7 separate regions of the Homo sapiens genome follow, and all the other regions are linked to region 3. A link is a contact called in ENCODE Hi-C or POLR2A ChIA-PET data. All regions are on one chromosome and are shown on one strand. Each heading gives the region's core, a stretch centred on a gene start or an enhancer-like site at or near the end of the contact. The rest is flanking DNA. Distances are from core to core; before and after follow the strand shown. Region 1 holds the start of CCR6 (C-C motif chemokine receptor 6). Region 2 overlaps LOC101929297 (a long non-coding RNA gene). Region 3 holds the start of RPS6KA2 (ribosomal protein S6 kinase A2). Region 4 overlaps CEP43 (centrosomal protein 43). Region 5 overlaps SFT2D1 (SFT2 domain containing 1). Region 6 holds the start of RPS6KA2-AS1 (RPS6KA2 antisense RNA 1). Region 7 has its middle 20 kb from the start of CCR6.

Region 1 (3,071 bases), core at 265-2,764, 500 kb before region 3:
TTCTAATTCACCTTGCCACCAGCAGGTCTTAGTGAAATGCCATAGAATTCCCACAAGATCTTAAATAATATATTTATTTTAAAACATCTTATTGATATCAGAGTTTTGCATACTGTAATGGTAGGTGTTCAATACATTTATGTTCTCTAAGTTTATTTGAATCATGGGCCCACCATATTTTATACCTTTTTAGATAAGCATCAGTGGAGCTGAAACTCTAGGCTGGCTTCCTTCTGCTTTTGAATGAGAGTGGCTAAGGAGGAGACCAGGAGGTTTGATTTTTTTTTTGTTTTCCCCCGGTGATTTGTTTATTAAGCTTCTGTGGGTTGGTTTTTTTTTTTTTTCAGTTCCTTTAATTTCTTTGGAAGTTTGCTTTTATGTTTTCTGTTTTATTTGCAGAAATTACATCTTTAACCATTTAAAGAATAGCTTTAGTTATGGCCTTGCATTTTTGTTTTTCTTTATAAAGCTGATCTCTACAATATCTATGTCCTGCTGCTAAGTGGACTTTGGAGCTGATCTCCGGCTGGAGTGCAGTAGCGTGATCTCGGCTCACTGCAACCTCCGCCTCCCAAGTTCCAGTGATTCTCCTGCCTCAGCCTCCCAAGTAGCTGGGATTACAGGCACATGCCACAATGCCTGGCTAATTTTTGTATTTTTAGTAGAGACGGGATTTTACCATGTTGGCCAGGCTGGTCTCGAACTCCTGACCTCAGCTGATACACCCAGCTTGGTCTCCCAAAGTGCTGAGATTACAGGTATGAGCCACTGCACCTAGCCTGGCTCCCTTTAATATCATTGTGTATTATTTTCTGGTCATAAGATACTGCCTTCATAATCACAGTGGCATTGGCAGCCCTCATGAGAGCTTTGCAACTGAGACTTGTTGAAATTTCCACCTTGTCAATTTCTCTTAACTCCCCCTCACAAGCTCCTTCCTGCTCAATCTTAGGCTGTCCGGGATGCCCACTCATCAGCCTTCATTGCATAAATGACTTACTGCCTCCAAAATATTTCTTAGCTTAATTTTTTTGTTTTCCAAAATCTTTCAGTGTATTTGATCAAATAAAGAATCACATTCCTCTCCAGACTGATGCCCTGAGGATATCTCCTGTATGAGGAGCAAGTACCCAGACCATCACCGAAGCTCCAGTGCAGGGAGCGAGTATGAAATCCCTTACTATACACTTAGAGGAAAAGTGGGCTTCCTAAAACCATAAAGTCAATGCTTTCAGGAAAGGAAGTCTGTGTCGTTAAGCATAAACATGGTCAATATGCCAGCATTCTGGAAGATTAATGAGTAAAACAGTCCCATTCCTGTCAGACTAGGGGATCAAAGAAGTTACATTTTTGAAAGAAAAGTCTCAGGGGCCTTGGCATGCTCACCTCAGGCAGTGCTCTGATCCACTCCCTTCAGCCTCACTCCGGGCCCCACAATCTGATGACTCCAGCTCACCAATGTGATGACCATCTGTCAATAAGATGCAGCTTCTAGCAGTCATTAAGAAAAAAGCGGTGAGCTACTAGAATTGCCCAAAAGCAAGTTCTGGATTGCCACTTCCTATTGAAAAGTAACGCCTATTTGCCCAAATGCAAATGGTTAACCATGTATATCCTGTAGGGTATTGAGTAATCGTAGGATCCCTGGAATCAAAGTCCAACCAATGGTAAAGTGATAAGAAAAAGAGAGGCATTGAACTCCCCAGAGGAAGACAGCCTTTGCATGGTTTTCAATTTGCAGCAATGAGTTTGTACCCAAACTTTCATACTCCTTTACCTGGTTATCTCCTGGGAGCAAGGAGTCTCTGCAAGCCGACTGGGAAGATTTGGGAACGTTTGCAAGAGGCCGTGTGAGTTAAAGACATGGGCCGGGAGCACTTTTGTGTGGAGTCAGTCAGTCCTGGCCCCACCCCGAAAGCTGTGCAGCCACAGAAGGGCCACTGAGCCCCAGCAAGCCTCGGTTTCCTCTTTCAGAAGAAAGACCATGACAGCTCTAACCTCAGAGGGTTCCGAGAAATAGCCATGCCCGTCCACGGAAGCCGAGGAGCAGCGCCTGAAGGAGAGGTGGTTCTCCATGCATCTCAGCTATTATTACAAGATACTTTGAGAGCAACAGAGGAGCTCCTCAATCAAAAGCGGGCACCTAATCTTCATGTGGCACAGAGACAGAATCTCTGGGTGACGATGCGGGTCACTGCCCTGTCTTTAGACATATCAAGGAAAGCAGCTGACGACAAGTCACTCAGAAATTTATTTGTAGATGCAAGTGCTTAAAAAATAGAAAAGAACCCTAGAATCACAAGGCTGTTCGCACCTGGGTTGCTGTGAACCACGTCTCAGGAAATAACAAAAGTTTTACAGACAATAGGTTCGTGATCAATTCTCAGCCAGCCTGATGGACTCACACTTTCTCCACTTCCCAGTGCACTGTGCCTCCCCACCCCCAGGCTGCCCACGAGGCTCCACTGCCCGCTGCCCAGCTCTGCTCTATCTTGACCACACCTCACCTGGGTCGCTCCTTCCTGCAGAGCCCTGAGCTCCACGTCCTCACGCCTGAGTGAGCCTGAGAAGCTGGAGCGCACCCCTTATCATCTCTCTGGGGAACCAGCTAGACACAGCAGGACCTGTGTCCTGCTCAACCCCACTGGCCATTTTCCCGGGTTTGTCCAGGGTCCCCTCCAAAGACTCTGCTGGCCCCAGTGGCTCCCCCTTACTGGATAAAAGAAGGGCCTTTTCTGTTTGAAGTGCTTGCAGACCTATGGTCACGGGGTCCTCTTGCTGCCATCATTCCTCTCCCTGCCTTACAACAATCCTTCCAAACAAAGCCTCTCCTGACTAAGTCCTGGCTGTTTTCCTCTAACAGAGCTCACAACTTCCTTCACTCTGGGTGACCTGTCCCTCCTCCATCTGAGAGAAGCCCTGGGGCGCTCCTCCCCAGTAGTTCACCCCAACCCGAAACCTGCTGATTATTGGATGGCGAACAAAGCAAGACCCTCCCCTCTGCTCTTACGACCCCTCCCCTGCTACCTCAGCTCCATCCCCTCCTCCTCATTTCTACCATCGCCCCTGAG
Region 2 (3,303 bases), core at 699-3,198, 380 kb after region 3:
TTGCATGTGGATTTTATACTTATTTCATGTTTTATTGACTATTCTGCTGTGGACTGCACTGTGTCCTTCTCATCCCCAAAATTTCTATGTCGAAGACCTAATCTTCAATGTGGTGGTATTTGGAGGTCACCTTTGGGCAGTGACAAGGTTCAATGAGATCATGAGGGAGGCCTTACAGGGGACTGATGTTCTCTGCTGTCTGCCAGCCAGGAGGAGGCCCTCGCCAGAACTCAACCATGCTGACATCCTGATCTTGGACTTCCAGCCTCCAGAGCTGTGAGAAAATAAATTTCTGTTGTTTAAGCCATCCAGCATGTGAAATTGTGTTACAGTAGCCTGAGCTAAGGCAAGAAATATTCCAATAAATATATTTCGTATTTATTCTAGGTAGCATCAGAGACCAGAAATAAGGCCAATGGGAATAATTTACAAAGAAGTTAAAGTTCAGTTCAATACGAGGGAAATTTTATTTTAAATTTTTTTTGAGGCAGCGTCTCACTCTGTCACCCAGGCTGGAGTGCAGTGGCACAATCTTGGCTCACTGCAACCTCCCCCTTCTGGGTTCCAGCAATTCTCCCACCTCAGCCTCCCCAGTAGTTGGGATTACAGGTGTGCGCCACCACGCCTGGCTAATTTTTGTATTTCTAGTAGAGACGAGGTTTCACCATGTTGAGCAGGCTGGTCTCGAACTTCTGACCTCAAGTGATCCACCTGCCTCGGCTTCCCAAAGTGCTGGGATTACAGTCGTGAGCCACCGTGCCCAGCACTAGGGAGATGTTTTAAAAAGGGACTCAAGGTGTATCCTGGGTCCAGGCTGAGCCCTGGTAGCTTGGATGTGTGTAACCCTAAACTGGAGGCTCCCTCCTCTCCCCCCATAAAAGGATTTTGGTCTTGTGACGAAGGTTCACCTAGGAGGGCTGTAATGTTTCTTCCAATTCAGAATGTGTAATAATCTAGAGAGAAAAAGCAGCTAGAAAAATAAAACCACACAATGTGAGAAATAAGCACACTACGTAGAAAACCCCCTATTCAGAAGATGACTGGAATGTTATCTGAGTCCCTAAACCAGAAGCCGCTATGTGAGTGTAAGTGCTTGTTAATGTGTAATGCTACAGTTTTCAGTGTTATAGTTTTTATGGGATGTTCACATGATTTTATATTTAAAAAGCCCACAGCCAAATTTAAATAAGACTTATTTTACAGGGATCAATCTGTAATACTGTTATGAAAAAAACCGTAGGGAACAAACGAAAAAGACAAAGTATCCTACATAAAACAGTGTAATAAGGAGGAAAGTAGTTCTTACCTCGTGTCAAAGCAACAAGGCAGGGGCTAGGACAATAATCTCTAGGTCCTGTGTGATACACTGAGCCCGGCTAAAGGCAGATGACTAAAATAATAACACCAAGTATTTATCATGTTGTTTCAAGAATTGCTCACGGATTATCTCAGTTCTCACACAAAGCCTGTGAAATACCTACCATTTTTTAGCAAACTCATTTCACAGATGAAATGGAAACAGGACTATCCAGTAACACTCTGGCCCAGGAGAATCCAGTTAGCAGCGTGGATGTCTCCAAACCTAGTTTGTCTCCAAAATGCTCAGACCTGCCTATGTGCTGCACCTCCCACACAGTGAAGAACACAAAATCATACAGGGGCACGTAGAAGCTCTTCTTTGTGACCAGTAACTGTGAGCCCACCCATTCCAGTATCAATACTTATTAATACAATGAAGATGAAGTGACTTTCAAATCTGAAATACCCTTCTGATCATTGCTTTTTGCTACATTCTAAATATTTTCACCAAAAACCTTTCTGTAGAAGGACCCTCAGGTGAATTTGGAAATTGGTTTCACACTCCAGGAGAGCTGGTGCAGCTCACAGCAAACTGTGAGGAAGCCCCGGGCTTTCATGTGGGCCGGCCTCGGGGCAGGCTGTAGGGCTCCCGTGTGGTTTTCCTGCACCAAGCAAACAGATCTTTGGTTCAACCTTGTTAGTCCAGAGCTGACTGAAGGAGGAGATTGTTCACAAAAAGGTGAGGAAAAAATAAAACTGAAATGAGGCAAGACTTTAACATGAAAAGGAAAAGTGCCACTGGAAATTAAATCTAAAATGAATGTAAGGCAATTGCTTTAACAATTTGTCAACAGGCAGGACAATGAAGCGTAGACAGCCCTGCTTTGGAGAAATGACAATGGAGAAAATGAAAGAAAAATAGAAAGTAAGAGCGGAACGGGGCCAGCCCCTCTGAGGTTCACACCTCTATCTGCGGACCCAGTGCGTATAGTTTTACACTTTTTGCCGGTGCAGTTTCATGGTTTCTGTCTAAAACCATGCAGCAGCACAAGGCTGTGGCTTCTGTCACTGATGTGATTGAAGTTAATGTGACTTCAGCCGCTGTCATGAGGTGCTGGATGAAATTTAACCAATAAGCCTTGGATCTGCGGAATTACTTGAACTTCAAAAAGTCCTGGAGAGAATGCCCTTGAGCTGCGGAAGCCAATGCCCTTGAGATGCGGAAGCCGGCTTGGCTTTCGTGGACTGTGAGCAACTTGGCCAGGGCAGCATGGGTCCCACAGGAGTGGCCACGTTTCACCTTCCAGAAACGCATGCATTTCAGTGGCACTGCCAGCGGAAACACGAGATTTGGTTGGGCACAAAAAACTAAACACCTGTCCACTGTGGAAATGACTCCTTCAAAGTCAAATTTTGGGCTCTTTGTTGAACTATATTGGGAGGGCACTTTTGATCACTCTCTAAATACTTATGATTATCTTATTGATACTTCTGTATTGCCAAATAAGGTGTAGGCATGGATCTGCCTTTCCCAGACAGAAGGGTCCTGCTCTTACCTGTTGGGAACTGCTCTGAAAGTCTGGGAGGAGATTGCTGGTATTTTTGCTGTAAAGTGAAGCTTTGCGCTTTCTGCAAGGTGGGTGCAGTTGCGGTCATAGCAGCACCTCTGTGTCTTGGTCTCCACTCACCTGTCTTCGTGGAGAGCACGTGGCCTCACACACAGAGAGACGACACATGGATAATTAGGTACACAGATGTGCTAGTTTGAGAAAATTGGAGGTTTCTTAAGTGTTTTGGGCCATATTATTCACCATAATCAGGGACAATAATCTATCGGTCCTGTGTGATACACTGATCCAGGGTCAGCAGAAGCCCCTGAAACTTGCTAGAAGTGCACATTTCCAGGCCCACCCCAGACCTACTGAACCAGAAACTCCGGGGTTGGGGCCCAGCAGTCTGCTTTTTAACAAGCTCTCAGGGTTATTCCGACGCAGCCTGAAGTTT
Region 3 (3,105 bases), core at 549-3,048:
TAAGAGGCTGGTTCTGAGAGCACAGATTACTACCCTCCCAGCAGAACCTTAAAGGAAGCAGGCAAAGCAGTTTTCATGGGCACTTAACTGGCACACCATCTTGAAAAGGAGCAAAAAGTGGTGTTTGGTGTCCTTGTGGGGTCCTGCACTTCTGTTTTTAAAGAATAGTCATTATAGATCCTTTAATACATAATATGAAAATCAATTGCACTATTTAAATTCACAAAGCACTCCCACATCCGTGATCTTGCATAAGCCTCTTGGTATCCAGTAAGGGAGGTGAGACAGGTTTCACTCGTATTTTCCTCTTAGAGATGAGTCGTGGGAACAACGTGCAACGGCACCCAAGTTCACCAAGCAAGGAAGGGGCAGCGCCAGAGTCGTGGTGCTAAACTCCCGGCTTCCACTCCGGAGCAGCACCGCTCAACGCGGGTCTCCAGGAAACCCAGAGAGCCTATCTGACCTCACCTCAGCCCGGATGCAGCATGACTTTAAAGCTCTTATTTAAGGACATTCTGACCTCTCTACCCACCTTAGCCAAAATAGACTACACAAGTATTAACGCAACATCTGACTAGTCCAGGGAGCAAAACAACGCGAGGATTTTGCAGTTCGCACTGCAAAAGAGCAAGCAAGACTTGTCAACTCACCACCGCACTCGTTTCTGCTCTTTGCAGGTGGTGATGGTGCTATGTCAATGGGCTCGGTTTCTCCCTGTTTTTAAATACAAACTCAACACGTGCACAAGAGGAAAACAGAGCAGGCTGCACGGGGTCGTGAGCCCGCATTCTCGGCCCTGCTGCAGCCCTTGGTGAGCATTTCTAGGAAAAAAAAGAAAAAAGTGTTTCCCTTTAAGGCGGATCCCGAGCGGCGCTGCCGCCAGCAGCGGGTCTGAGGGCCTTGCCCTAGACCCAGGTCACCCCGCCCGGGTATTCCCAGCGCGGGCCCTGATAAGCCATCTGTGTAGACGTTTCCTAGAGCGGGACCGGCTGCGGAGGGCGGATGCGTCTTTGTTCTGCAGCCGCGGGAGGGAGGCGCCCCGAGGGCTGCCTGAGCCCCCGCCCTCGGGCGCCTTTGTCCGCTCCGGCGGAGGGAAGGCGCCGGTTCCGCGGAGGGCGGCTCCTGGCCGAGCTGCAGGGCCCGCTGGCAGGCGGCGGTCCCTCGCTCGCTGTGCCGCTGAGGTTTTGGCTGCGTTTGCTGATCAACAATTAAAGTTTGGTTCGGCAGAGAAAAACATGATGACAAAGTGTGCATAGGGATGTTTTAAGGAAGGAAAACATAATGACGGCCCCAAGCTGGAAGAAAGAGCAGCCGGGCCGAAGTTGCGTGACAGGAACGCCCGCGACTGCGCGGCTCCGGAGCAGCTGCACAACTCGCCCGGGCCGGGAGCTGTCCCGGGCCGAGGCTCATTAGGTATGCGGCGGCTGCGGGCACTGATTGGCGGGCAGTGCTGTGGGCGGGGCCGTGGGCGGAACCGCGTGGGGGCGGGGCTGCACGGAGCTGGTTCTTGTAGGAAGGAGTAGAAAGAGGAGGAGGGATGGGCACCTGGAACCACAGGGCGGCGCTGATGATTGGAGGTATCGGCAGAGGCGGGGCTCTCCCGGGCGGGGCGGTGGGCTCTCATTGGCAGTGCTGGTGGTGGGTGGGAACGGGAGGGGTGGTGAGCGCTGATTGGCCGTAGTGGCGGGGCGGGGCGGAGGAGGAGGAGGTGTGCGTGCCGGGGCGCGGAGCGGCGGGCGCTGATTGGTGGTAGTGGTGGTGGGCGTGGTGTAGGCGTGGCGCGTGGCCGGCGCTGGTACTCGCAGGGGAGGCGGAGAAGGAGGCGGAGGGAGCGATTGTGGCCCCGGCCGCGGTGGCCGGCGCGGCCTGCCCTTTGTGACCGCAGCTCGCGCCCCACGCCCCGCGCCCATGGCCGCCGTGCCGGGCTCCCTGGCCACGCGTGCCCGCCCGCGGACCTGAGCCCCGCGCCTGGGATGCCGGGGATGCGCGTCCCCCGGCCCTGCGGCTGCTCCGGGCTGGGCGCGGGGCGATGGACCTGAGCATGAAGAAGTTCGCCGTGCGCAGGTTCTTCTCTGTGTACCTGCGCAGGAAGTCGCGCTCCAAGAGCTCCAGCCTGAGCCGGCTCGAGGTAATGCGGCCGCCCTCGGGGCGCGCAGGTGCCGGGCACTGAGCGGGCCGTGGTCGCCCGAGCCCGCCTCGCCACCCCTGGGTGGACCCCGAGACCCGTCAGGGAGTTCAAGTTACTGGAAAGCTGGTCCGGTTCCGAAAATCGAACCAAACGGCTCCAAACGTTATCGCTGGGACTCCGTAGTAATTGGGCGGTCCGTGGGTCCTCGCGGGGGCAACTCCACCCCCACTGCATTTCCAGCTGGTTTCTCCGCCGCTGGCTGCACGGGGTGTGGGATGGTCCCCTGTGGGCCACAGGGAGCCCCGGGTGAGGAGGGGCTTTCTCTGCAGCTAGACCGCCGAGTGGCGCGGAGCGCTCCGCGGGGGTCCCTCAAAGTCCCGAGTGGAGAAGCCCCCCAGCTCCGCCCTCCGAGGCGCTGATCAGGTGCTGTCTGCCGTGCCCGGCCGGCAGGTTCCACCTTATCTTGTAGCTCATTCGTGCACTTGAAGTCAGTGTAGAATTCACAGAACGGGGAAGAACAGGCAGCAGCACAATCTGCTTAGGCGTCTAAAACGGCGTTCAGGAGTAAAGAGCCTGATGCAATATCCTCGCAGCGCCGAGGCTGATACAGATTCGTCCTGAAAACCCAGAGTACTCCCAAAGCCCTGTCCTTTCTACCTGTCCCGCATCTTGGCATCTTAGAGTTTCCTTGTGGACGGTTCTCTCGTGGTGTGTTTTATTTCAACCATCAAATCTTATTCTCTTATTCCCAGTGTCCAAATCACATTGTTGAATCTATAGATGACAAAACAGTGAAACGTGTTTAAGTGAAAAAGACATGGTGATGGGGAGACTGAGGCTGGGACCCAAAGATTTCGCCTGACACTGTCCCGCCTTTGCCTCAAGGCTGGCACCTGTGGGGTTTTGGTTGGTTTGTTTCAGCTGGAACAATCTCAAATGTTTCATCTTGGTTTTCTTTGTCCCAGCTGCCATGATAT
Region 4 (3,286 bases), core at 337-2,836, 410 kb before region 3:
TGTTCCAGCTGCCTAGCCAGAAACCACATTCTCCAGGCCCCATGTCAGTGCTCAAGCCTGTTTACAGCCCCAAAGATGCCAAGCTCATACTAGGGGACAAATGTTGTGCCAGGTACACAGCAGTTTAAAAGAAAATCCCTGTTCTCACGAGCTCATAGTTAAACACACACACACACACACACACACAAAATAAGCAAGACCATTTCAGAGTATGCTGAGATGAATAAAATAAAAGGGGTAAATGCAAGTGGTGGGGCAGGGACAGGGAGGAGAATGGACATCTCCCTTAGGTCTGGAAGCGTCTTTGAACATGAGACTGAAATAAACCAGCTTCATGCAGTTCTAGGGGAAGGACATTCCAGACAAGGAGGGGCAAATATCACACCTTGAGACAGGAAGGGCTTTGGCAAGCTCAGGTGCAGAGGCTGTGCAGCAGTGGGCTGGCACAGCTCTGGTGCATGGGCAGGAGAGGGAAGTAAGGAGGGGAGGAAGAGCTGTGGGCAAGCATGAGGCAGGGACTAATGGCATCTACACAACTGCCCACAGGTTGTTATCCAACATAAAGTATAAAAGCACAACCGAATATCAACAAAGAGAATAAATGCTTTTTATTCATTTGTAGTTATCAATAAAATGAAAGAAAGACCTAGCATTTTTAAAACTCCACTGTAAAACATAGGTTACCATAAAAATGTATTTAATGGGTTAATATTTCAATATTTATTTTTTAACAGAAAACACTCATCACATGCAAAACCTGTCACTTCACATCTTCAAGTTTCATAAGTTGATAATACCTAATCAAAAAGTACATGTGAAAAGAAAGCTTTTTCATAGTTGAACTTTAAGTCATTCAAAATCATTCAATAAAATGGATGTAGTACTGGCCAGGTGCGGTGGTTCACGCCTGTAATCCCGGCACTTTAGGAGGCTAAGGCAGGAACGAGGTCAGGAGTTCAAGACCAGCCTGACCAACATGGTGAAACCCCATCTCTACTAAAAATACAAAAATTAGCCGGGCGTGGTGGTGTGCACCTGTAATCCCAGCTACTCAGGAGGCTGAAGCAGGAGAATCGCTTGAACCCAGGAGGCGGAGGTTGCAGTGAGCCGAGATCGCATCACTGTACTCCAGTCTGAGTGACACAGTGAGACTCTGTCCCCCCCGCCCCCCGCAAAAAAAAGATGTATGTAGTGCTGACAAAAAAGTTTCATATTTGGCATATTTCTTTTACCCTCCCAAATATTATCAAAAGGTCTGATTCTCTGCGTAACAGAAAAGTGACAAATTTCAGTTGCTACTGTTCGAAAGTTTCATAAATTTAAAAAGCCACATCCTGCTATGCTTTCAAATCATTTCACTGAAACCTAGTTCCTATCAAATATTAAAAATAAATCATACATGTGATCCAGATTCCAGGGGACCAGAACTATAGTGCTTTTAGAAAGTGACTGTTTACAGAGATGACTTACAAAGAAATGCATTTTATAACAACCACACTGGGGGACTGCAACAAGATTACATCTGCACGTGGTGCTGTTTACTAAGACATGAAGAGCTGAAGGAGACTGAGATAGCAGCTCACAGACGGAGGGCAGAAATACACAGGGCTCCCAGGCTGTACCGGCCCAGTTTATGTCCTACTTCCTCTTGATGTTTACAGCTTAGTTTCACTTAAATTTTAAAAAGCCAGATTCTGTTACACAGCCTTAATCCTTACATTTTCATTTCCTCTACATTTTAGAGCCCAAGGAGTAATTTCTGTAATATTTAGGCTAATATGAAATGAGAAACTGGCATTACACAAGTCATGCAGTCTGCTCACTTAACCGAGATCAATGAATTAGGTCTAATTTGCTCCTTTTACTAATAAAGTTAACTTGTAGTAAAAAGCCGCAACTTAATTGAAATTATAAAGTGCAAAAACAGCACAATCCTGCTTTACTTATATATAAATATGCATGCATCACTTTCTACTGTTTTTTCTACTTGCACATTTTAAAATACTTTAGTATTATAAACATCCGTGACCTACATAATAGCAATAATGCTTTAACCGTATAAATGAGACTGTGGAAATTCTATTATTGGCTCTATTTTTAAGGGTTACAATGAAATTATGTACAGTATATAAAGCTTGTCAAACTGAACATGGTCTTAGGCCATTACTACTATTTCATTCCAATTTGGATTTTAATACAATTAACTTACAGATCTGAAATAAAAGCACTGCTTAATGGTTTCAGATGCATTTAAGTTTCAAGGAATCTTTACAGATAATAAATTATAATGAAGAGAACCTACGACTAAAGCTGCTTACATGGATAACAGGAGGAATGACGATTGCAAATGTTATGTTATTGACAATTCTATGAATTAAAACTCATAACCACTTCTAGATTTCTTTAAAACAAGCAAAACTAAATAGCACACACAAGAGTACTTTAATATAACCTTAATGGTCTAACAAACCTTCCAAATGGAAGGAAATACAAAATAAAGTTGACACATCAAATTTAACTTATACTAATATACTTCAGCATTACAAATTTACCAAGTCATTTTGCCAACTATGTGTAGAACCACCTAATATCAAAATATACTATGGTGGGTAAGCTCTGATTCCAGAGGGCTAAAGCCAAGGTTTTCAAAGATCACACGTACCAGCAGCCACACACACAAAGGGTTGCGCGATCCTACGGCTTTATTGACACCTTTCATCATGCTCTTAACACTGATGTTTTCATGGGTTCCTTCCCTGTAATGAAACTGAGTGTAGATAATCAATTTCCATAAAGAAATGTACAGTTAAATTAAGAATATTAAATCTTCCACACATGGGCTCAAATAGGAAGTATTTTGTTTAGTAAAATGAAAATTACTTTTAAAAAATATCTGCAGTGTTTTTGAAATGCAAGGCACCAATAGAGAGCAGACATTCCAGCTGAGTGATTGTCTGGAAAAAAAAAAAATGGAACCGGTCAGTCCTCTGTCCTTGTTAATTAGAATACTTCCTTCTTCGTGTCTATGCAACATCTTCCAGATAATCCGCAACATCACTGAGCTGGGATACAGTCAGATCTTGTGTGAGGTCATCAAGCTTTGTTGTTCAAAAGAAAGAAAATAATTAAGTGTCAGAATGTGAGTAGTCTTAAGTTATTTTAAAAAATCAAAGCCACAATGAGATACCACCTTACTCCTGCAAGAATGGCCATAATCAAAAAATCAAAAAATAATATAAATGTCAGTGAAGATGTGGTGAAAAGGGAACACTTTTACACTGTTGGT
Region 5 (3,119 bases), core at 589-3,088, 300 kb after region 3:
CTTCTGCTGCGTATATGGCATGGTGTAGCTGCGTATTTAAATGGAGCCTAGAGCTGAGTGTGCTTTCATTTTTAAGCCCTGCTGATGGTTTCATGAGGGATTGTTAGTTTGTACCCTTTAGAGGGTGGGCATAGACACCCTCTATGCTGAGGGTGAGATTTAGCATCATTTGTCATCTGACTTTTGTCCCTTCTCTGTGTGCCAACTTGACAAATTCTAACAATATGGCTCCCGTAACAGTATCTTTAAAGGTGCCTTCCATTACATTGTGGGTTCTGTCCACAACTCTCAGGTCATCACTCTTATTATCTTGAGCCTGGGTGGCGGGTAGATGAGAGCTTACACTTTGGCTAGTAAGGTTGTTTCCATTCTCATACGTGCTGGGTGTTCAGCTGATCATCGTTTTGTGTATTGTGGGCAGGAGGGGGACCCAAATCTCTTCTGCATCCTGCCTCTGCCTCCTAACTCACCTGGTCTGTGTCTCTTGTGGATTTCTTTTGCCTTCAAGCATTTATGATATTTAAAGAATTTAAATGTTACCATTATAACTATTAACATTAGCTTTCCAAACACAGCTAACCTATGTTAATTTATAAGGAAATGTTTGTTAACTCTAATCTGCCTGGCAGTCTTCTCCCATCTCCTCACTAGAGTAAAAACTCATTTTTAGCTTTATTTATTATGTCTTTATTCAACTTCATAGTTTCTTACCACTTTTATAATCTCCAATTATTTTGAATTTCCTATAATAGCATATGTATCAACATATATATAAACATTTAACTTCAGATTACTAACAAAGTATATTTCACTGTTAGAATATAAGTAGTTTATATTCCACTAAGATTTTAGTTAGTTTTATTTAAGAAATCCTGGCACTTACCCCTCAAACTTTTTAGTAACATACTGTACCTTACAAAAACACACATGTTGAGAGAACGTGGGAACGTTTGAACATATAAGACGTCTCCCAAGGTGGAGCACTTTGCGTGGTTTGATTTGCTGCCCACGTAAGATCACGCCTAGTAATGGTGGTGAAGAGGCTGTGCCACATAGAGCCTTCCACATGCCAGCTTCTAGCTCAAGCCCATCACGGATGCACTCTACCTTATTCATTACAACAGCCCTTTAAAGCAGGTAGGTAGGAACTCTCCTCATTTTAAAGAGAAGACAACAGGTTTAGACGAGTCCACTGACTTCACCAAGGACCCTCAGATAGCAGGCGTCAGAGCTGGGATCTCTTTAGGTCTTTCCAACACCACACTGCCCACCTCTTGCATTCACTCCTGTGCCTGCTTGCTTTCATGGGGATGTGGAATGATCATCTTTCAGTTTACTTAACAGATTAAATTATTAGATGCTTCCAATTTGCCAAGGAATATTGCAGTCATAGACTTTAAAGTAAAATAATACTTACAGAAAATACAAGTAAAACTATTCAGCTGTATTCTTATTTTTGTTCTATAGTATATTCCCTATGTAAATGAATGCAGAATAGTTTATGCATTTTTATTAGGCTTTTGAAAGGATCTCAAACTTATAATCTACTCTTTCTTCCCCTGTAGTTGTGTTTCATATTTACCCTGTGTGCTGCTCTTTGGGTAAGTTATGTCAGCCCTACTGGCTTTCAGTTAACTGTGTGCCCCCCACCCCAGCTGACGTGTCATCACACCATTATCTTAAAATAGCTCATCTGTTTTTTTAAAACTCTCTAAAGATTAGGTGTTCCTAAAATTTGACATGTTACCATCCAGCTAGTTGCTAAAAATGCCATAGATTCTACTGTCTACAGCATAGAGGTAGTCAGTGAACACACATGTGCACACATGCTCACCCACCCAGCTGGTGGCTAAATGTGCCATAGATTCTACTGTCTGCAGCATAGAGGTAGTCAGTAAACACACATGTGCACACATGCTCACCTACCCAGCTGGTGGCTAAATGTGCCATAGATTCTGCTGTCTACAGCGTAGAGGTCATTAATAAACACACATGTGTGCCCGAGCTCACCTGCTTGTGGGCCTGGTTGGCAAATCTGACAGTGCCCGGTGTGGTGAAGGGCCCTGGCTCAGGGGCTGTGCTCTCCACCATGCTGCTGCAGGGGTGCGCTGTGAGTCTGCAGTGGTGAGGCAAGTGTGCTGCCGAGTAGCAAGGTGTAAAACCAATAGAGAGGGCCAGAAAACACAGATAGTAACAACAAAGAGAGGAACTGAAATCATTCTCCTACCCTGTGGAGAAGGTTAACAGCTGTTCATTAGCCTTTAAAGAAGTCACATTGTTACAATTCCGTTTACTTCTTGATCTCCTGATTCTACATCATATTTTTCTATTGTACTCAACCTATTTCCCAAATGGGTTTGAAGCAGTTCTTGAACTATCAACAAGAAAAGTCCCATTTTAAAGAAGAAAGGGTAGATATTTTAGAATGCTATCAGAAATATTCCAGTTTTTTTTTTATTTTGATGATGTAAGGACAGGACTTTAGTTATATGAGATTGATTTACGTGTCATTTCTTAATGATAAAAGAATATTCTTAACTTGCACCTCTCTATAGAACCTTGATTTTTGGTTTTGGAATTGCCTGTTTACTTATAAACAGTAGATTGAAGATAAATAAGTAAAAAAGCACTGATGGACAAGGAATTCTGAAAATATTTTAAAACAACCATGGAAACTGTTTATATTATTCCAGAAGATCACAATAAAATACAATTTTCCTTCAAAATATCACTCAAGGAGCAAATGGGAATGAGTAAAATAAGTAAATTTCACATGGGGCATACAGATCTCAGTGGGATTTTACATGTCGATTCTAGATAAGTTAACATTGACTTTAAAGACCTAACCACCTTTAAAAGTCTAATGTTTTCAGTCTATGCACAATTGTTTCAGTAACGTTTATTTAAAGTCATATATTTTGCAGTATTTAAATTAATGGATATAGTTTTAGAAAGGAAATGTATTTTTTGGGTTTTAAAGTTTCAGATCAACTGTATCTTAAATTTATCACACTAAAATTTAATAAAGATAAATGAAGCCATCATCTACATTTTTGAAAGACAAGAATTAAGTTTGATTGAGAAAGATGTTTTTAAAACTTTGAAACTCATAATTGCTC
Region 6 (2,923 bases), core at 227-2,726, 280 kb before region 3:
CTGCTGGCTGCAGTAAAGGCTGTGAGCAAAAGGAGGGAGGCTGAAGGCCAGTAAAATAGAATCATATTTACAGTGATACAAAGCCACGTGCCACACTTTCTACTCGGTGGTGGGAATGACAGCATAAGGGTTTAATGCCTACATACAGTTAGGATCAGGCTGGAATTTGGGTGTTTGGCTCCCCATGTTTTAACTCACATTCCTTTAATTGGGTCATAGTCCTGCCCTCGCTGTCATTTTTGCCAGCTGCATGGTTCCCTCTGAGCTGCAGAATCAGGTAGACCAGAAGACCCAGGTGATGCTGGTGTTTACCTTCTTAGCTGGGAATTAGTTGGCAGCGGCCGCATGGCTCTGACATTCATTTCAAATATAACCTGCAAGGAGCAAGGAAGAAACCGCAAGCAACACAACTTTTTCGCCCTCAAATTACATCCCAGCTGAGACCGCTGCCTGGGATTTTCTCAGCATCCTTCCTGCCCCTCAGTAGGACATGCTGAGCTGTTCTGAGCCATTTCACCTGTGTTGGGAGCTGTGGCGGGAAATCAGACGGAGCGGCGTCTTGTAGCTCATTTGCCTCACGGTGGCTCCTGCTGCCTTTCTCCTCTTCCCATGTGGCCAGTGGCCAGCCAGCCCCTGCTGTCAGCACTTCTGAGCTAAGATCTCTCTGACTCCACAGGAACTGGCAGTGGGAATCCAAAAGTCACCATGGTGACGACTCACTTAGGAGTGTGCTGTGTTTCCTGATCGCGCAGCAGCCGTGGGGGCAGGCGGGGCAGCTGCGCTTCCACCCACTCTGAAGTTCACCCAAAGCTGCCCACTGGCCGGTGTTCCTCCAGCGTGGGCCTCAGCCCGCAGCATTGGCGTCCCCTGGGAGCTGTTTAGAAATGCAAATGTCGGGTCCTGCGCAGTCTTGCTGCTCAGAGTCTGCATGTTCCCAGGGCCCAGGAGGCTGCTGCATGCCGTGAAGTGTGAGGAGCCGGGTTGGGGTGGCCCACCCTGTGCACAGAGCCGGGAGGTGCCGTGGCCTGCACTGCCCCACCCCGACCTTCTGGCAGAAAGTCCAGGCTTTCCCTGCTCTACGCCGACTCCCACCATAGTCTTATTGAGATCTCATATGAGGAACCAACTCCATTCACAGCTGAGGGGCTGAATCAAAGCACTGGGGGCAGCAGTGCGGGGTGGGTGAGACCCTGTCTGGAAAATGGGACAGCGTTAGGGAGGAGTGTGTCCATGCAAGGAAGGCTTAGAAATGCTCCCACACATGTTGGGGTCTCAAAGTTTCAGCAGTGGTCACTGCCTGAGAAGCTCCGGCCAGGTCAGAGGTGCCAGGGCACAGGTCAGGAAGCAGCTGAACCCCTGCCTGCTAGCCAAGCTCCGGTTCTCACCCACTGTGCCTGGGTCACACCGTCCTATCCGGATTCCACTGGTATTCACATTCCTGGGATGTGGCGGAGTTCCAGCTGGGATCCGGCTGCCCATCGCTGTGGCGGGAAGAGAGCTGCTGAACAGCATGCGAGACCCCTTTGCAGAGGGGCACTGCTGCGCTGCCAAGGCAAAGCCTGAACAGGAGGAGGAGACGAGGGTCACAGTGATAATACCCCTTGGAGGGCAAGCTGGGGTGGGCCGAGGAAGGGGCCGGGGCAGAGCTTGAGGAATCTGCTGAAGGAACAGCCTGTTCAGGCTGACTCAGGTCGGCCCACAACTCCCTTCACCACCCCAGGTCCTTTGAGGTACAGAGGAGGCAAAGGAGAGAGCAGCTTTGCAGCCTGCAAAAGGTCTCCTGGCCCAGGCTTGTCTAATTTGCAGCTCTAGGCTCCCGTTCACAGCCCCGCATGTCTCCATGCTGGTTAGGATGATGCTAGCCCTGTGATAAACACATCCCATCATTTCACTAGCTTCACGCTCTGGAAGTTTTATTTCTTACTCATGTCCCTGTCCAGTGCTGTTGCTCCTGGTACTAGGCAGCACTCCGCATAATGAATCAGGAGCCGAGGCTCGTCAGTGCTCCACGGGGTGACTCAGGGTGCAAGGCTTCTTGTGTCCAGTGGCTCCGTCATCTCTCTTTCACCTTATTGCTGGGCTGCATCTTTTTTTGTGCCATGAACCCCTTCCAGTGGCCTGATGGTCTCAGAATAAGATTTTTTAACACATTAAAGAAAACACAAGACAGCAAGGAATAGGATATGAAAATGTTTTGTACTGCCAGCAAAACACCAGTCCTGCTGAAGCTACTGTGCTTTTTTGCCTACACTCATAATTGATGGAAATACTAAATATGAGGTACAAATAATGCAGTTGTTTTCCCATTGGAGGTCACAGGCCCCTGAATCTAACCCTGGGTTTACAGCTGTAGCCAAGAGTCAGGGAGAAGAGTGTGGAGAAGGCACAGCCGCTTCCTTGTGTCTGTGCTGGGAAGGACACCGGTCCCTCCACGCCCCACTGGCCAGCACCAGTGACAGAGCCACATCTAGTGGGTGGGCCGTGAGAAAAGAAACACTTCAGCTGAATTAAATTTAAAAGCATGTAATTGAGCAATAAACAATTTGCGAATCAGGCAGCCTTCTAAGCCAGAGTAGACTCAGAGACTCAGGCGCAGCCGCATGATGGAAGAACGCACCCTGTGTGTTCACCCGGCGTTCTTCCCTCTATGCGATTGCACAGCGTTTTCCCCAGTGTGTATTTACCCGGCGTTCTCCACCCTGTGTGATCGCCCAGCGTTCTCCCCTGTGTGTGTTCCCCTGGCGTTCTCCCCTCTGTGCATCCACCAGGCGGTCGCCCTTCTGTGTGTTCCCGCGGCGTTCTCCCCATGTGTTCACGTGGCGTTCTCTCCCCTGTGTGTTCCCACGGCGGTCTCTTTACTCTGTGCGTTCCTCGGCATTCTTTCTCCTGTGTGCGTTCACCAGGGGTTCTCCTTTCTTTGTGC
Region 7 (3,092 bases), core at 285-2,784, 480 kb before region 3:
TAACTGGGGCACAGCACATTGAAATGTTACGATGCTCTCTGAATCACACACAAATGTTCCAAGTCAATATCCATGGCTAGAATTCATGGTTCCAGGAACCAAAAGAGGGTAATTCTTCATGAAATTACATCTGCTAAAACATCCTCAAAATTGCTGCATCCCATTCCTGAATCTCTGGGGTCTCCAAGACTTTAGTTCCCAAGGCAGAGTCCTTCCACCTGGAACACCATCGTGCTTCCAACAAGTCTGGAGCTGAGGCTGCCACTGTGGTGCCCACTGAGGCTGCCCATGCTGCTCTGCAAAGGCCCCATGGAGGGTCACTTTGCAGGCTGAGGGACTTGCCCTTGGCTGCCATGGAGAAAATAGGGTTTCTCTACAAAGTGGAGCCAGAAGCAATATAAGTAGACAGACGTTTTGGTGGGGAAGATCCCTGGAGGCACCGCCATGTGCAATGGAAAAGGTGAATGGAAGATGATTAGAGGATGATTAGAACAGAATTATTATAGGCTGAATGTGCCCCCCGCCCAAAAGATGTCAAGGTCCTGACCCCCAGTATCTGTGCATGTGTCCTTACTTGGAAATAGGGTCTTTGCAGATGATCAGGTTAAAATGAGGTCATGAGTGTAGTCCTAATATCCAATATGACTGGTGTCCTTGAAAGAAATTGAGTGTAGTCCTAATATCCAATATGACTGGTGTCCTTGAAAGAAATTGAGTGTAGTCCTAATATCCAATATGACTGGTGTCCTTGAAAGAAATTGAGTGTAGTCCTAATATCCAATATGACTGGTGTCCTTGAAAGAGAAGAAAATTTGGATACAGATACACAAACGCACATTTGGGGAAGTCAGCAAGGTGCAAGCCTAAGAGAGGGGCCTAGAACAGATCCTTGCCTCGTGGCCTCAGCAGGAACCAGCCCTGCTGACATCTGGACCTCAGAGGCCTGGCCTTCAAAACTGAGACAATAAATGTCTGTTGCTTAAGCTGCCCAATCTGGGGTACACTGTTACGGCATTCGTCTGTTCAGACTGCTATAACAAAGTACCTTTGACCATGTGGCTTTATGAACAGCAGAAGTTCAGCCTTCACGGTTCTGGGCCTGGAAGTCTGAGATCAAGGTGCTGCAGATTGGGTGTCTGGTGAGGGCCACTTCCTGGTTTATAGATAGCACCTTCTCCCTGTGTCCGCACATGGTGGAAGGGATGAGCCGACTCTCTTGAGCCTCCTTTATTAAGGCCCCAATCCCATTCATGAGGCTCTGCCCCCATGACCTAATCACCTCCTGCACTTCCCACTTTCTAATACCATCAAGCCTTGGGGGTGAGGGCTTCAACATATGAATTTTGGGGAACACATTCAGCCCACAGCACTCACACAGACAGGACTCAGAGAACCGGAGAATGAAAGTTTGGCTCTCCACCTAGTAAAGAACCTTGACCTCCCGAGAGGCTGGCTGAGGGCAAGGGAAACAGAAACTCATCTGCAACCACAGAAACTTACAGATACCCCACACTTCCTTGTTGGGAGTCAGAGTGCAGGTGCACCGGCCCTGAGTGTCCAAGCAAAGCTCCTGTTTGGCAAATGGTGGGGGGCCCTCACTCCTTCCCTTAGGGATGGACTAAAGGACTGAGAAGGAGGGGCAGTTGTTTCAGCAACTTATTATGACAAAAAGTAAACACGCTCAGGTCCTCTTCCTGACATACGTGGATAGCAGCACCCACTCACCTACTCCAAGGCCACCCTAATATCACCGAGTCCAGAGAGCAAGGTACTGCACCCCCTGCACAGATGGCTGCAGCCCCCACCCTGGAACCCTCTCCTCCCACCACCTCCAACCCTCTAGGGGAAACACTGCTCATTTGTGACTCCTTGTCCCCCTCAGCGCTGATCTTCATGTCAGTGTTGGCAGAAGATGTGAATGTGGTGCTGAGATATGCAGTGATGTGGATGACGACAGAGTGCTGCCTTCGCTCTCCCATCAGGTCACCAGTCTCAACTTCATGGCCCCTAAAGCTTCACTGAGAAATCTCTGGCATGAGGCCGATTGATTAACAGGAGGAAAGATAAATGTATTTAATGTGTATACACAGGAGCCTCCAGAATGAAAACCCAAGGGTACTGGGGAAGTTGTCTATGTCTATGCTTAGGTTCAACAAAGTATGGACAGCTGTGTAGAGAGGGGATTGGACAAAAAGAGCAGGATGGAATGCTGATGGACTGAGTGGGGAACCAGGGCCTGCTGGCCTGGAAGTGCTGGAGAACGAATGCCTCACAAAGGAGCAGCCCCCACTTAATATCTGATGGGCCTTTGGTGTATAAATAACCCCACTCCCTCCCTTTGGGTGGGGAAAGTTTATGGTACATGTTCTACCCTGGCTTGGCCAGAATCCCCATGGGGAGTCAAGCCCAGGTATCCCCCCGGGAGCGTTGCTGGGCCATGCCCCTTTCATCAGGGACCCTCCTTTCCCACCCTCACCGTCACTTTCCAGGACCCTGGTGATGCCTCCCAGGTAACACACCCACACTCAAATGCAGGGGCTGCTGCCAGCAAACCCCAAACTAAGGCAGAACTTAGGAAACTTGTAAACACTGCCTGTTCCATCCTGGGATCAACATCTGCTTTTATTGTTCTAATATGTACATTTTTTTCAATACACACACACATATTTTACAGGTAAGCCTTTTGTTTTGGCTTACTGAAATACACATTATAAAGATGCCGGTGGGATGCTGGCAGAGTGAGCAAAACAGCCACTTGGAAATAAACTTTCTTCATGTTTGCTGCAGAAAACAGTATTAGTACCAACATTCATTTATTCTGAAGGAATAAAATGGGTCCAATTCTTCCCTACTATAGCCAAATGGAACCGTGCTATGGAACTCAATTATTTTTAAATAAGAGCTGCCCATCATCACTGACACTGGCACTGTAAAGACTTGAGAATGCGCCACATGGAGGAATCTGGAGATTCAGTGTGAACATGAACAATCAACCTTAGTCATGGTAATCATCATGGTAATTACTTCCTTTAATGCATATTTAAATCTGATTATTTAGAAATATTACCTGCTGGTATCTATTATTATGCTTT

What was found. A loop is a pair of places that touch in the nucleus more often than their neighbours do. ChIA-PET counts read pairs that join two places held with the same protein, here RNA polymerase II (POLR2A). Pooled maps may share reads with other maps.
Region 1: a loop to region 3 is called in a pooled map, with 5 times the contacts of the local background. The contact joins the promoter of CCR6 here to the promoter of RPS6KA2 in region 3. A Hi-C loop is called at or near these places in 1 of 37 single-sample maps with no recorded cell type and 4 of 50 pooled maps. POLR2A ChIA-PET finds 5 or more read pairs at or near these places in 1 of 52 experiments (activated T-cell).
Region 2: a pooled map shows a loop between it and region 3 (3-fold over the local background). The contact joins the enhancer-like site here to the promoter of RPS6KA2 in region 3. A Hi-C loop is called at or near these places in 4 of 168 maps with a recorded cell type or tissue (CD14-positive monocyte, CD8-positive, alpha-beta T cell and naive thymus-derived CD4-positive, alpha-beta T cell), 1 of 37 single-sample maps with no recorded cell type and 12 of 50 pooled maps. POLR2A ChIA-PET finds 5 or more read pairs at or near these places in 2 of 52 experiments (HEK293 and WTC11).
Region 4: a pooled map shows a loop between it and region 3 (3-fold over the local background). The contact joins the enhancer-like site here to the promoter of RPS6KA2 in region 3. A Hi-C loop is called at or near these places in 8 of 50 pooled maps. POLR2A ChIA-PET finds 5 or more read pairs at or near these places in 2 of 52 experiments (AG04450 and WTC11).
Region 5: a loop to region 3 is called in a pooled map, with 3 times the contacts of the local background. The contact joins the enhancer-like site here to the promoter of RPS6KA2 in region 3. A Hi-C loop is called at or near these places in 1 of 168 maps with a recorded cell type or tissue (CD8-positive, alpha-beta T cell), 2 of 37 single-sample maps with no recorded cell type and 10 of 50 pooled maps. POLR2A ChIA-PET finds 5 or more read pairs at or near these places in 3 of 52 experiments (A673, CD8-positive, alpha-beta memory T cell and HEK293).
Region 6: a loop to region 3 is called in a map with no recorded cell type, with 3 times the contacts of the local background. The contact joins the promoter of RPS6KA2-AS1 here to the promoter of RPS6KA2 in region 3. A Hi-C loop is called at or near these places in 1 of 37 single-sample maps with no recorded cell type and 2 of 50 pooled maps. POLR2A ChIA-PET finds 5 or more read pairs at or near these places in 1 of 52 experiments (WTC11).
Region 7: a loop to region 3 is called in a pooled map, with 4 times the contacts of the local background. The contact joins the enhancer-like site here to the promoter of RPS6KA2 in region 3. A Hi-C loop is called at or near these places in 1 of 168 maps with a recorded cell type or tissue (B cell), 2 of 37 single-sample maps with no recorded cell type and 6 of 50 pooled maps. POLR2A ChIA-PET finds 5 or more read pairs at or near these places in 1 of 52 experiments (activated B cell).

What each region holds. Positions count from the first base shown.
Region 1 is chr6:167,121,539-167,124,609 of GRCh38, reverse strand. CCR6 (C-C motif chemokine receptor 6) reads right to left here and starts at 1,514. Exons shown (of 3, transcript NM_031409.4): 1 at 1,387-1,514.
Region 2 is chr6:166,243,481-166,246,783 of GRCh38, reverse strand. It overlaps LOC101929297 (a long non-coding RNA gene), which reads right to left. Exons shown (of 5, transcript NR_125862.1): 2 at 2,856-3,303. Among named protein-coding and RNA genes, the nearest start is that of PRR18, 63 kb to the left of the region's middle. Within about 2 kb of position 1,948, at least 5 of the 41 ENCODE cell types and tissues checked have a DNase peak (open chromatin) inside an H3K27ac peak, as active enhancers do; they include CD8-positive, alpha-beta T cell, where a contact is called at or near this core.
Region 3 is chr6:166,625,944-166,629,048 of GRCh38, reverse strand. RPS6KA2 (ribosomal protein S6 kinase A2) reads left to right here and starts at 1,798. Exons shown (of 21, transcript NM_021135.6): 1 at 1,798-2,128. The coding sequence starts at 2,030. RefSeq lists silencers at 1,039-1,098, 1,349-1,518, 1,579-1,928.
Region 4 is chr6:167,039,716-167,043,001 of GRCh38, reverse strand. It overlaps CEP43 (centrosomal protein 43), which reads right to left. Exons shown (of 13, transcript NM_007045.4): 13 at 1-3,098. The coding sequence ends at 3,024. Among named protein-coding and RNA genes, the nearest start is that of CEP43, 42 kb to the right of the region's middle. Within about 2 kb of position 1,586, at least 6 of the 41 ENCODE cell types and tissues checked have a DNase peak (open chromatin) inside an H3K27ac peak, as active enhancers do.
Region 5 is chr6:166,324,614-166,327,732 of GRCh38, reverse strand. It overlaps SFT2D1 (SFT2 domain containing 1), which reads left to right. Exons shown (of 8, transcript NM_145169.3): 5 at 1,566-1,601. Among named protein-coding and RNA genes, the nearest start is that of SFT2D1, 16 kb to the left of the region's middle. RefSeq lists an enhancer at 2,094-2,253. Within about 2 kb of position 1,838, at least 2 of the 41 ENCODE cell types and tissues checked have a DNase peak (open chromatin) inside an H3K27ac peak, as active enhancers do.
Region 6 is chr6:166,902,251-166,905,173 of GRCh38, reverse strand. RPS6KA2-AS1 (RPS6KA2 antisense RNA 1) reads right to left here and starts at 1,476. Exons shown (of 2, transcript NR_046644.1): 1 at 1,386-1,476; 2 at 105-874. RefSeq lists enhancers at 359-1,039, 1,040-1,721, 2,892-2,923.
Region 7 is chr6:167,101,778-167,104,869 of GRCh38, reverse strand. No RefSeq gene overlaps it. Among named protein-coding and RNA genes, the nearest start is that of CCR6, 20 kb to the left of the region's middle. Within about 2 kb of position 1,534, at least 3 of the 41 ENCODE cell types and tissues checked have a DNase peak (open chromatin) inside an H3K27ac peak, as active enhancers do; they include B cell, where a contact is called at or near this core.